Regions from separate parts of the Mus musculus genome. Here region 2 is linked to region 1. The links are chromatin loops, found by intact Hi-C in ENCODE. Cell type or tissue: left cerebral cortex. All regions are shown on one strand. Links, peaks and the distances in the headings refer to the core of each region. The heading gives the core; the rest is flanking DNA.

Region 1 (5,384 bases), core at 295-5,294:
TAAATGGAGATTCTAAAACCACTGGCAGGGTCCATTTTTAGATCACTGATGGTCCTGGTTCCATGTCTGTTGCTGTGATAACACTCTTTGACATAAAGCTAGGGTTCATTTGGCTTAAAATTCCAACCACCATTGTGGGGAAGTCACAGCAGGACCTTGAGAAAACAGGTCACATCTAGACTCAGGAGCAGAGACAGAATATATGCACAAATGCCGCCCCCTTGCTTTCTCTACTTTTATACATTCAGGATCCAGATCACAAAATGCTGCTGCCCACATTAGGATGGGCCTTCCCCACCTCAGCCAATTAAGACAAAAAGAAAAAAAAAACCCTCACAGGCCAATGTCTGTCACTGGGCCCCCTTCCCAAGTGACTCTACCTTGTGTCAAGGTGATTATTAAAAGTAAACATCATGGTGATGAGAGCTAATGAACTAACATATATGTGAAATGTGAACATTGTGAAATTATGACAATGGTACATAACTGTGTTCACTGATATAATTGCCTAACAGAAGGTAATCATTACTTTTCAAAGACAGCTGTTAAACAACATTAAAAGAAACTCACTGAACAGTCATACATTATCATAATCAGTTAAAAATGTTTATTACTTTTACTTGAGGGTGGGGTGGGCATGCACAGGCCAAGAAACCTGTGTGGAGCTGAGAGAGACTCTTTGAGAAGTTGGTTCCCTCCTTCCCCCGCGTGGGTTCTGGAGAACCAGCTCCGATCGTCAGGCTTGGCATCAGGTCCCTTTACCAACACTGAGCCATCCTGAGAGCCCTACAAACAATTCTGATTATACCAATTAAACTACACAGAGTTTAAAACTTTTTTTTTTCTTTTGTTTTTTCATGACAGGGTTTCTCTGTGTAGCCCTGGCTGTCCTGGAACTCACTTTGTAGACCAGGCTGGCCTCGAACTCAGAAATCTGCCTGCCTCTGCCTCCCGAGTTCTGGGATTAAAGGCGTGCGCCACCACGCCTAGCCTAAAACATATTTTTATGCAATTAAATATGTTTGGGAGAAGAGTATACATAATAAAAACAAAAACTTGGTTATGTTCAAAGCAATTCTGTAAGACTACACTTTTTCCAAACCATAATTTAAGGAAACAGTAGAGTCTATATAACAATTATCAGACTACAGTGTGAGGTTCATGATGCTCTTGTGTGGGATGCCAGTGTCAGTCAAGTGTGTACATGCTAGTTCCCAGCAAACCTCGGTTCCACTATAGTCTATATACACCCACTTAAGACTTCTCTAGAGAAACGCCTCCTTGCCACAACAGTGACACAAAATAACAAAGGCAGTCCCTTAAGAAGCAACTTCAGTTGGAAACCAACTGGAAATCTCTTAACCATTAAAAAAAGACATAAAAGGTCAGATCTAAAAGGTGAGCAAAAAGCAGCCTTACCTAACAGCAGCATGGGCCTACCAGGAAGACAGTAAGGTTTAATCAGGAACAACCTTCAAGATCATAAAAATGACAGCTATACACCCCAAAGGCCAGATCGGTTCTTCATAAACTGACGGAGGTCATTTTGTAACTAATGAAGGGAATCATCTAGATTTTCCCACCAGTGCTCACTTAGTGATCAGGGTGTTTTTAGTTCACTGGATTCTGTTTGCTTTCACTGATGTGTGTGTGTGTGTGTGTGTGTGTGTGAGAGAGAGAGAGAGAGAGAGAGAGAGAGAGATTCTCAGCAGCAAACAAGCAATGAGGTTCAGAGTAGAAGGCAGTTTCTGAGCCGACAGCTGTTAGGGCCCTGTGACAGGGACAAGAAGGGCTCCCATGCTCACTCTCATTCTCTTCCCTGCCTTAGCACCCTCTGCTGTACATCGAATCATCCTCCCATTTTCAAATTTTAAATGTCAGCAACTTAAACGTTCCTTCTCTTTAAATAAATAAATAAAATCTGCCAAGCAGTGGTGGTGCACACCTTTAATCCCTGCACTTGGAATCAAAGGAGGATAGCTCTCTGTAAATTCAAGGCCAGCCTAGTCTACAGTGCAAGTTCCAGGACAGCCAGAGCTACACAGAGAAACCTTGTCTCAAAAAAACCAAAATTTTGGAAGAGGAGCACCTCCACATTTCCTACAAATAGTATAGGCAAACTCCAAAATAAATCCTAACAAAAATTCATGTTATGTTATCCATAACATCAAGGACTGTGAAGCGTTTTAAAGAATAATGAAGAAAAAAATGCAGTTTATTCCCAAATGACCTGTAACTTTAAGACCTTTAGGACAGACAGTAAGTGACAGTTAAGGCTCTGGCAAAGCCCAGAGAGGTGTTTTTCCTCATCTTAAAAGGTCATTCACGCCCTTTGATCTCCATTTCTGTTTTGGCCCTTTCTGAGGCTGAAGTTTGGCCATTCTCTGAATTCTTCTCACACAGAAAAATTAAGCACGGACTTGACAAACAAGCTCAGTTATAGGAAAGTTCCATGGACCTTTTACAATATGACACAGCCTTTCTTTCCCCTTCTGCATAACTGCTGTCAAGTTGGCTCCCTACACTTAAGACAATGCCTAAAGTTGGAAGCACAGAAGTATCAACTCTAAGTGTCTGGAGAACTAGAAAAGTGAGTGGCCTCGGATGCGCTAATATTTGCACCGCGGAAAAGAGCGGGCGGGGCACTTAAACCAGAGCAAGACTGGTTCAAGAACAGCACAGCACTGATGGATAACTGGACCCACCAGCCTGGGGGCGAGCCAGGCGGCGATCGGCCGAAATCCCCCAAAGTAAAAAGCAGCCCCAGTCTTGTCCAAAAGAGCAAAGCTCGCTGGGCGGCCACCGTTTGCCGACTCCCCAAGCACCTCCTGCCAAGGCGCCTGCGCTGTCCACACGGCCTCCGCACCCCCAAACTGCCGGCCCTCAACGGAGGCCCCGCACCCCCAAACTGCCCGTCCGCCTCTGCCCAATGGACCCCGGCAGCTGCGAGGATCTCCCGCCGACTACCTTGGTTGTCCGGATGTGCTCCATCCCGGGGCGACGCCCGCAGGCAGCTGGCCTCAGGAGAGCACCATCGGGAGAGAAACGGGGCGGTGACAGCCACCCGCAGGAACTCCCTCAACCCGGCAGCGTCAGCCACCCCCGCCGCCGGTGGCACTGCGCAGGCGTCATCTGAGAGCTCTGTCGCCTAGAAACACTTCCGCAAATCTTAGCTTCAGAGGGGATCCTGACAGCCGGCTGAGTGTCGCCCATAGAGAGCGTATGCTAGCTGGGCCACATGCATGGCCTGTTGTACAGCGCCCTCTCTGATGGAGGACTGGTATTGCCCCGGCCAACCAAGCTAACCCACATGTTCAGCTAGACAAGGATCAGCAAGAGGGACTAGAAGCTTTTTCTAGGTTTAAAGATATTCCTTTTCCTGACCAAAAGGAATTTTCCAGTGAGTGCGAGACTGGATACCTCTAAATTCCAGGTTAAATTACATTTAGAAACTCATGGAGCACTGGGCTCCTGTAATGAACTATTAAATTCTATTATGATTATCAGTATTAAGTTTGAGTACATTTTGTATGGTCTTTGTTACCAAGGGGCAGGATATTACTCTTACAGGCTTATAGATAAGGCTGCACTTTAATTTAAGATGCTACATGAATGTCTTTTTTTAATTTGAAAGATATTGCTCAGGGTTGGAAAGATGGCTTATCTGTTAAGTTCTTTTTGTTTAAGTTTTTTTTTTTTGTTGTTTTTTTTTTTTTTTTTTTTTTTTGTATGTGAGTACACTGTAGCTGTACAGATGGTTGTGAGCCTTTATGTGGTTGTTGGGAATTGAATTTAGGGACCTCTGCTCGCTCTGGCCCAAAGATTTAATTATTGTTATAAATAAGTACACTGCAGTTGTCTTCAGACACATCAGAAGAAGACATCAGATCTCATTATGGATGGTTGTGAGCCACCATGTGGTTGCTGGGATTTGAACTCAAGTCCTTTGGAAGAGTGGTCAGTGCTGTTACACACTAAGCCATTTCAACAGCCCATCTGTTAAATTCTTATTAGAAACTTTTCTGATCTTTGTCTTTTGTAAATAAACAAAAATGGCTGGGATGGGCAGTTTGCCTTCCTAACGGGTAGCTGGTGTGCTCTCTCCTTGCTTCTCTGGCTGCCTCCTGCAAAAGACCTTTCAATTAAACCAACACTTTTAAACTGTTCATGGCAACCCTGGGGACCAGGAGCTGACCAAAACTTGATTAAAAACGCAGCCTATCTCTGGCTTTGCTTCTGGAATAAGCTTTGGGTCTCAAATCTCTACAACTGTACTTTGCTGTGTTCATGACAGTAACTGCCTCAGATCAGATTTCATCTACTATGTGTTATGAATTGTGGTGTCTTTACAGTTTGTACAAACATTGCTACTCTTATAGAAAGAGCAGTTTGATTACAGAAAGCAAAACTTTTCATATTTTCCTATTATTCCTTAGTATATATCAAATTAGTGTATCTTTGAATTGAGCTGTATCAGAAAAACATATCTATCTCTGTTCTACTCATAATTAAGTAGTAAAGATGTATGTGTACAAAAGAATTGTTTGTAAAAATAAATTTACCTTGTATGCTGGGGCATGACTTTAATCCCAGCACTTCAGAGACAGAGGCAAGTTGTTGCCTGTAAATTTCAGAGCATGCTGTTCCACATAGTGAGACTGTAACAAAAACAAACAAGCAAAATATTATCAGCAAATGTTTGATTTGTACACCTATTGTAAGTACCTATATAACCAAAGATAAATAAAAGTTTTTCTGCTGAAAAGGGTTCACGATTTAAAAATGTTTAAAAGATTTCCAAACAGGCCACCCTTAAGCTCTATCAATCAACTTTATTTGGTTTTGGTTAGTCTTCATTTCCTCCATAAGCAAGTCTTTTTTTTTAAACATATTTTTATTAGATATTTTCTTGATTTGCATTTCAAATGTTATCCTCTTTCCTGGTTTTCCCTCTGAAAATCCCCTATCCCCTCTTCCCTCCCCCTGCTCACCAACCCACCCACTCCTGCTTCCTGGCCCTGGCATTCCCTACCCTGGAGCATAGAGCCTTCACAGGACCATGGGCTCTCCTCCCATTGATAACCAACTAGGCCATCTCTGCTACATGTGCAGCTGGAGCCATGAGTCCCACCATGTGTACTCTTTAGTTGGTGGTTTAGTCCCTGGGAGCTTTGGGGGGATACTGGTTGGTTCATATTGTTGTTCCCCCTATGGGGCTGCAAACCCTTTTGGCACCTTGGGTCCTTTCTCTAGCTCCTTCATTGAGCAATTCTTTTAATAATTTGAGATCTTTCACAAAAACATATTTTTAAAAGGAGAACTTAAGTTAATGTTTGTCAGAAATGCAGTAACTATCAGTAAGAATCTGGCCAAATAACGAGATC
Region 2 (5,384 bases), core at 152-5,151, 170 kb before region 1:
ATTTAAGTAAGAAATACTTTTACACAAGCAAATATGCATAGATACATACACAGTCATACAAATATTTCATACATGCACACACGCACAGACATGCTGGGCCCAACCATCTGTCTCATGAACTCCGCAAGTATTTATGTATACACACACACACACACACACACACACCTCTATACTTACAATGCATGTGTATATTTGGTGAATGGAGCAAAAGTCCAAGCACCAGCAGAGAAAGAACTCAATCCTGGATGAATAATAAGCTTCAGTCTTCATTGTATAGAGAAAGGAAAAGCTTCTATCTGCCTTGCTGTTAAGCAAACTCCTGTCCCATGGTATGGAGAAGCCTGCCCGCGGCTTTCTGCTCTCTCTGCAGCTCCTTCTACTCCACTCTTTGTGCTCTGTCCTGCCTCGCCTCTCTCCTCAGCCCAGTTATACTTCTGTATTCCACTGTCTCTTCTGCTGCTATTTTGCTTCAACCCTGCTTCTTTTCGAGTCTCCTTTGCTTACTTGATGTCTTCGTTCCTAGTTTTCTGTACTTACTTAGGAGAATGACCACATGGTATTCCGAACATTTTTTTTCAAAGGTTCACTACCAGTTCAAACATAAATTCAAATCATAATTGGAATAAGAAGTTACAACAGAGATGTTTATGTGTGTTTTCATTAAGTCTAGTTATCTAACTAAAGATTCATTATCTGCCACTAGCCCAACAGATAAATTACAGTTTAAGACTATAATTCTTAGGTCTAAGTTAGCCAATCGTCTGCCTAGTGTCTCATTAGTATTGAATATATATATATATATATATATATATATATATATATATATATATCCAGTCAATATTTTATCTTCTGCCCTTGTACCTACAATAAACTGTTTATTCACAGTTTAGGACCTTCATTATCAGATAATAGTTTTACAACCAGAGAGGAATGTCTGATTATAAATTTGTTACATGCCTGATTTCTATTTTAGTACAATTAATGCATGGCACATGAAGACTTTGCAGCCCTTTCTATAGTATAAACTTAGGAATTCTATAGAATCATTATTAGGAATTTAAAAACCACCCATTTGTCTACATAGCATCATTAAAAGACAGTACATCATAGATCTGCAGGAAATCTGTTCAGTAGGGTGGGCTAATGCCTAGGGATTATATTAGTTTAATAATGACAGGAAAGGCATATTGATAGCGAGAATCAATCGTGAAATGAAATCTCTCAGGCCTTGCCTCCAAGAGCTTGCCTATCACAGTCCATTAAAAAAAATGGTAGGCCATCTCCAGGAAAGTTATAAAGTCATCTTTAACCTATCCTTTAATCTATTCTAGATGGCTCCTGCCATTATACTATGCAGGATCTATGACTTACATGAATACAGCAGGCATCTGTGTAACACAGTCACCAACAGGCTCCAAGACTTCTAGCCTAGAAGGTGCCCAAGCCCCTCCTAGAACCCCGTTTACCTGGAACCTCCATGAACCCTTCAGCACATTTTCTGTCACCGCTAGGTAATGTGAAGCACATGTTAGGTGCCTACAGGGCACTGCACTTGTGTACATTCAGCACAGAGCTCAGGGTGTGTCAATTTCAAATGTTGCTTTGAGGAACTGTACTGATTTGTTTTCTGTTGCAGCAATAAACACCACAACCAAGAGCAATTTGGGGAGGAAAGGGTTTGGTTCTCTTTGGGATTATAATTTATCATCAAGGACAGTGGGAGAAGGATTGCCAGGCAGGAACCTGGAGGCAGGACTGAGCCCAAAGCCATGGAGAAACACTGCTCCCCACTCCCTGTGGCTTTCTCAGCCTGCTTTCTTACACCACCAGGGACCTCCTGCCCAGGGATGGCACTGTCCACAGTGGGCTGGACCCTCCTATGTCAATCATTAATCAAGAGAATGACACACATGTTTGCCTATCTGCTAGTCTAATGGGGACACTTTCTCAGTTAAGATGACATCTTTTCAGATAGCATGTGTCAGGCTGGCAAAATCAAAATCCCCAAACCTAACTGATACAGGAACATTTTGGATATTTACCCCAAAATATTTTTCATCTGTGGTTGGTTTGCTATAAAAACCATGACTTACACATATTATCCTATTTCAAACACTACATATTTAAATATACATATCTTAAATCTTTTAAATAGAAAAAATATGCCAGACTATAAATGCCTGCACTTACACATATATGCATTTTTGTATAATAATTAGGTTGTTCGGCAATCTATTTATATTAACAAGAGAGTGTGTGATTCTATTGAATGGCACAGTTCTAGAAATAAGATGAACTCTTGAACTGCCTGTGGAATATAAAGTAATTCTTCCTTGTCTAAGAAAAGGACTGGTCTCATTTCTGAAACACCCAAAATATTCATATACTCCTTAATCATCAATCTGTACTAGTAGACACCCCAGACTTCAGCTCCACAGTCCCTTATACTCCTCCCAGAAGTCGAGGGATTAAACAGTATAGGCAATCTTTGTGCCTGAGAACTGAGTGTAAATGTAAACGCATAGCCCTTGAATTTCTTTTTTCAAGGCTCAGCAAAGTGTGGCTTTTCTATTCCCCACATTCTGACTCAATAATATTTACCAAATACTCCCCTGATATGACTGTTCTCCACAAGATGAGCAATTTTACTGATTGTAGGAAGTAGCATCACTCCCTTGAAGATGTTTCTGCCAGGTGACCACTGGGTGGCCCAGTCTGCTGCTGCCTCTTCTGGAGAGTCCCGACTCAGCAACACTGGTAAGATGGTTTGAGAATCCCAACTATCAAGTAACCCCAAGTTCTGACCATGCCGTAGGCTGGAAGGCTTGGCTTCCTAAAGAGCGACTCTTGGGAGCTCTTGGTGTCCTGGAATGACCATGAGAACAATGTCTGAGATCTCAAGACGTTGTCCCCTTGGCCACCTAAACTTCTCTTAGACATTATTTAGTTGTGTGGGATGAGGGCTACGTGGATGCTTTTGAGGACAACTTGCGAGAGTCATTTCTTTCCTTCTACCATGTAGGTCCTGGAGATTTGTGGCAAGCACCTTTACTGGTGAAGTTCCCTCTGGCTTTACTATAGCCTTTTATACAAAGAAGTGGTCTGAGCACTCACACCTTCGTTTCCTGAGGTCCGGATCTGTTTCTCCTGTCTCAAGGGCAGTAGCTAAAATAAGCAGCACCTTCTGCTTGGGGTCAAGTGGACACTCTCACCACCTGCTTGGGCATCTTTCTTGGCATGCCCCACATTCTGCTCCTCTGATAGAGCTCTTTGGTCAAATAAATAATAATTATTTCTATTGGTACCCAATTTCTTTTTTCCTAGTTGCTGTGTTCAGAGATCCCTCTGAAGCACTCCCTGGCAAGGATTCAGTGGTGGTCTGCAGGGGGTGACCTTAACTGACTTTTTTCTTGCTCATCTTCTCTAACAGTGACAACGCTCTAGATGGTATCCTCAGAACCCCATGACAGGGTCCCAAACCCACCTTGCAGATCCCAAACAGAGTGGCGAGAAGCCAGACTTTCTGCAAGGTAGTGGGTACAAGCAGGGTTTGCCTGAGAGGAACAGAAGTGAGTCTGTATCCATCATAATAACATCACGTCCAAGGCTCAGGACAACTGACCTGAGCAAACTCTAAGGGGAAATATGGCATGGGCAACTGTGGTACTCTGCATCTGTCTGTGTGTCTGTGTGTATGCACATGTGTGCGCATGTGCGTGAGTATGTGTGTTTGTGTGCATCTCTGTGCATGTGTACATATGTGTGTGTGTGCATGTGTGTATGTGTGCATGTGTGTATCTCTGTGCATATGTTTATCTCTGTGCATTTATGTGTGAATGTATGTACACATGTGAATGTGCATGTGTATGTGTGTGTATTTGTGAGTTTGTGAGTGCATGTGTGCACATGTGTGTGCATGAGTGTGTGTGTATGTGTGTGTGAGTGCTTGTTATCTGCCTTGAAATTGAGTGCTTGCCTCCTTGAATGACACCCAATTATTTAATAGAAAACTCAACATTTAGAACAAAGGAATATTCTGAACGTTGAAATGGGTGTGAGGGTCAAACATGCTGAATCAGCAGGGACAGACTGGAAGAGGCCAAGTAGCTGATTATTCCAACCTTTCTTGATAACTTGGAAAGTCATTTCAGTACCAGGGCTCTTGCTGGACCCTAACCCTGGCTTTAGTCACAGTTAGCTATAGGAGGATTGCAAACAGTGGCTTTTCCCCCACGGCTTCTCTCAGCATTCACAGGTAAGTAGTGTGACTTGTCGATGTGAAGTTTATATAAGGATCTGGATTCTCCAGGGGATTTTGTTTTGAGATAGAAAAATATGGTTTTAAAAAGATTAGCAAGGAGGATTTATGGACCTAACTAGGGCTGTGATCTGAGTCTATCATAGCTCGTGCTGCAGTGGTCCGCAACATAACAGCATTGTCAGGTGGCAGACTCTTTAGAAAGCTTTGGGATCAAAAGCAATCAACCCCTATATTAATCAGGGGGCCCTAAAAGAGCAGAACTGACAGGTACAGATTATATACAGCACATATCTAATATCTATATATATACATATATAGATATTAAATTCTCTATATTAAATTGATTGTGTTAAAATAATAACAACAGTTGTCCCACTCCTGACAACTAGTAGTCATCCAGTCCACATGGCTGGGCACCTCAGCAGTCCTAATCTGGTCCTTAGGACCTGAGAATGCTCAGAGATCCTTCCTCAGTAATGGAAGCCTGGACGTGCTGGTTCTGATGTCATCAAAGGGGGTAGCAGCAGCAGCCCCAACAACAGGGTAAGTCAATCAAGGGTCAGGAGGGAAGCCTTTGAGCAAAACCCTGCTAGATGCTCTTCCTTCTGGTATGCCTGTTTTTATCTGTGCTGCGATCGTAAAGTGTCACCTACATTTGGGGTGAGCCCCCGCCCCACATCAGTAAGGCAACCAGGACAGTTCTTCAGGTGAAGCTTCCTATTCGGGGGATCCTGATTTGTAGCAAATTGACATTGAAACCAACATCTAAGCCCCAGGCCCTTCCCTGGAGAGAGGATTTTTGTCCTCTCTAGAAACCGGATTAACCACCAGATCTTCAATGTATTAATATCGTGTATACTCCTGTGGGGGTAAGCGGGGGCAAGCATTCCACGTGCACATGGGGAGGTTGGTTCTCTCCCTCTATCTTATGTTGGTTCCAGAGATAGAACCCACAGCATCAGTCTTCCAAAGCAAACATTTTTTCTACCCACTGAATCATCCTTCAGGCCTCTGTAAGAGTGGATTATGTCAGTGGACAGATTTGAAAGCACTAATTTTTATTCTAGAATCAGGCAACATTTCATTTCAGAAAACGGAGAGACTGTCCCAACAGACTGAGGCA

The links. Peaks named below come from ENCODE experiments on the same cell type or tissue, not always from the same donor. Only the 100,000 strongest peaks of a DNase experiment are listed, where the experiment ranks them.
Region 2: a loop joins it to region 1, with 10 times the contacts of the local background. A loop is called at or near these places in 2 of 42 quality-filtered maps.

The regions. Positions count from the first base shown.
Region 1 is chr14:60,262,945-60,268,328 of GRCm38, reverse strand. Mtmr6 (myotubularin related protein 6) reads right to left here and starts at 3,124. Exons shown (of 14, transcript NM_144843.4): 1 at 2,968-3,124. The coding sequence starts at 2,991. It overlaps Gm38641 (a long non-coding RNA gene), which reads right to left. Exons shown (of 3, transcript XR_874661.1): 3 at 4,422-4,658. In left cerebral cortex, for the core only: a CTCF peak has its summit at 3,264; DNase peaks (open chromatin) are centred at 1,853 and 3,188; H3K4me3 peaks cover 1,409 bases; H3K27ac peaks cover 843 bases.
Region 2 is chr14:60,433,053-60,438,436 of GRCm38, reverse strand. No RefSeq gene overlaps it. Among named protein-coding and RNA genes, the nearest start is that of Amer2, 58 kb to the right of the region's middle. In left cerebral cortex, for the core only: a CTCF peak has its summit at 2,728; a DNase peak (open chromatin) is centred at 2,734.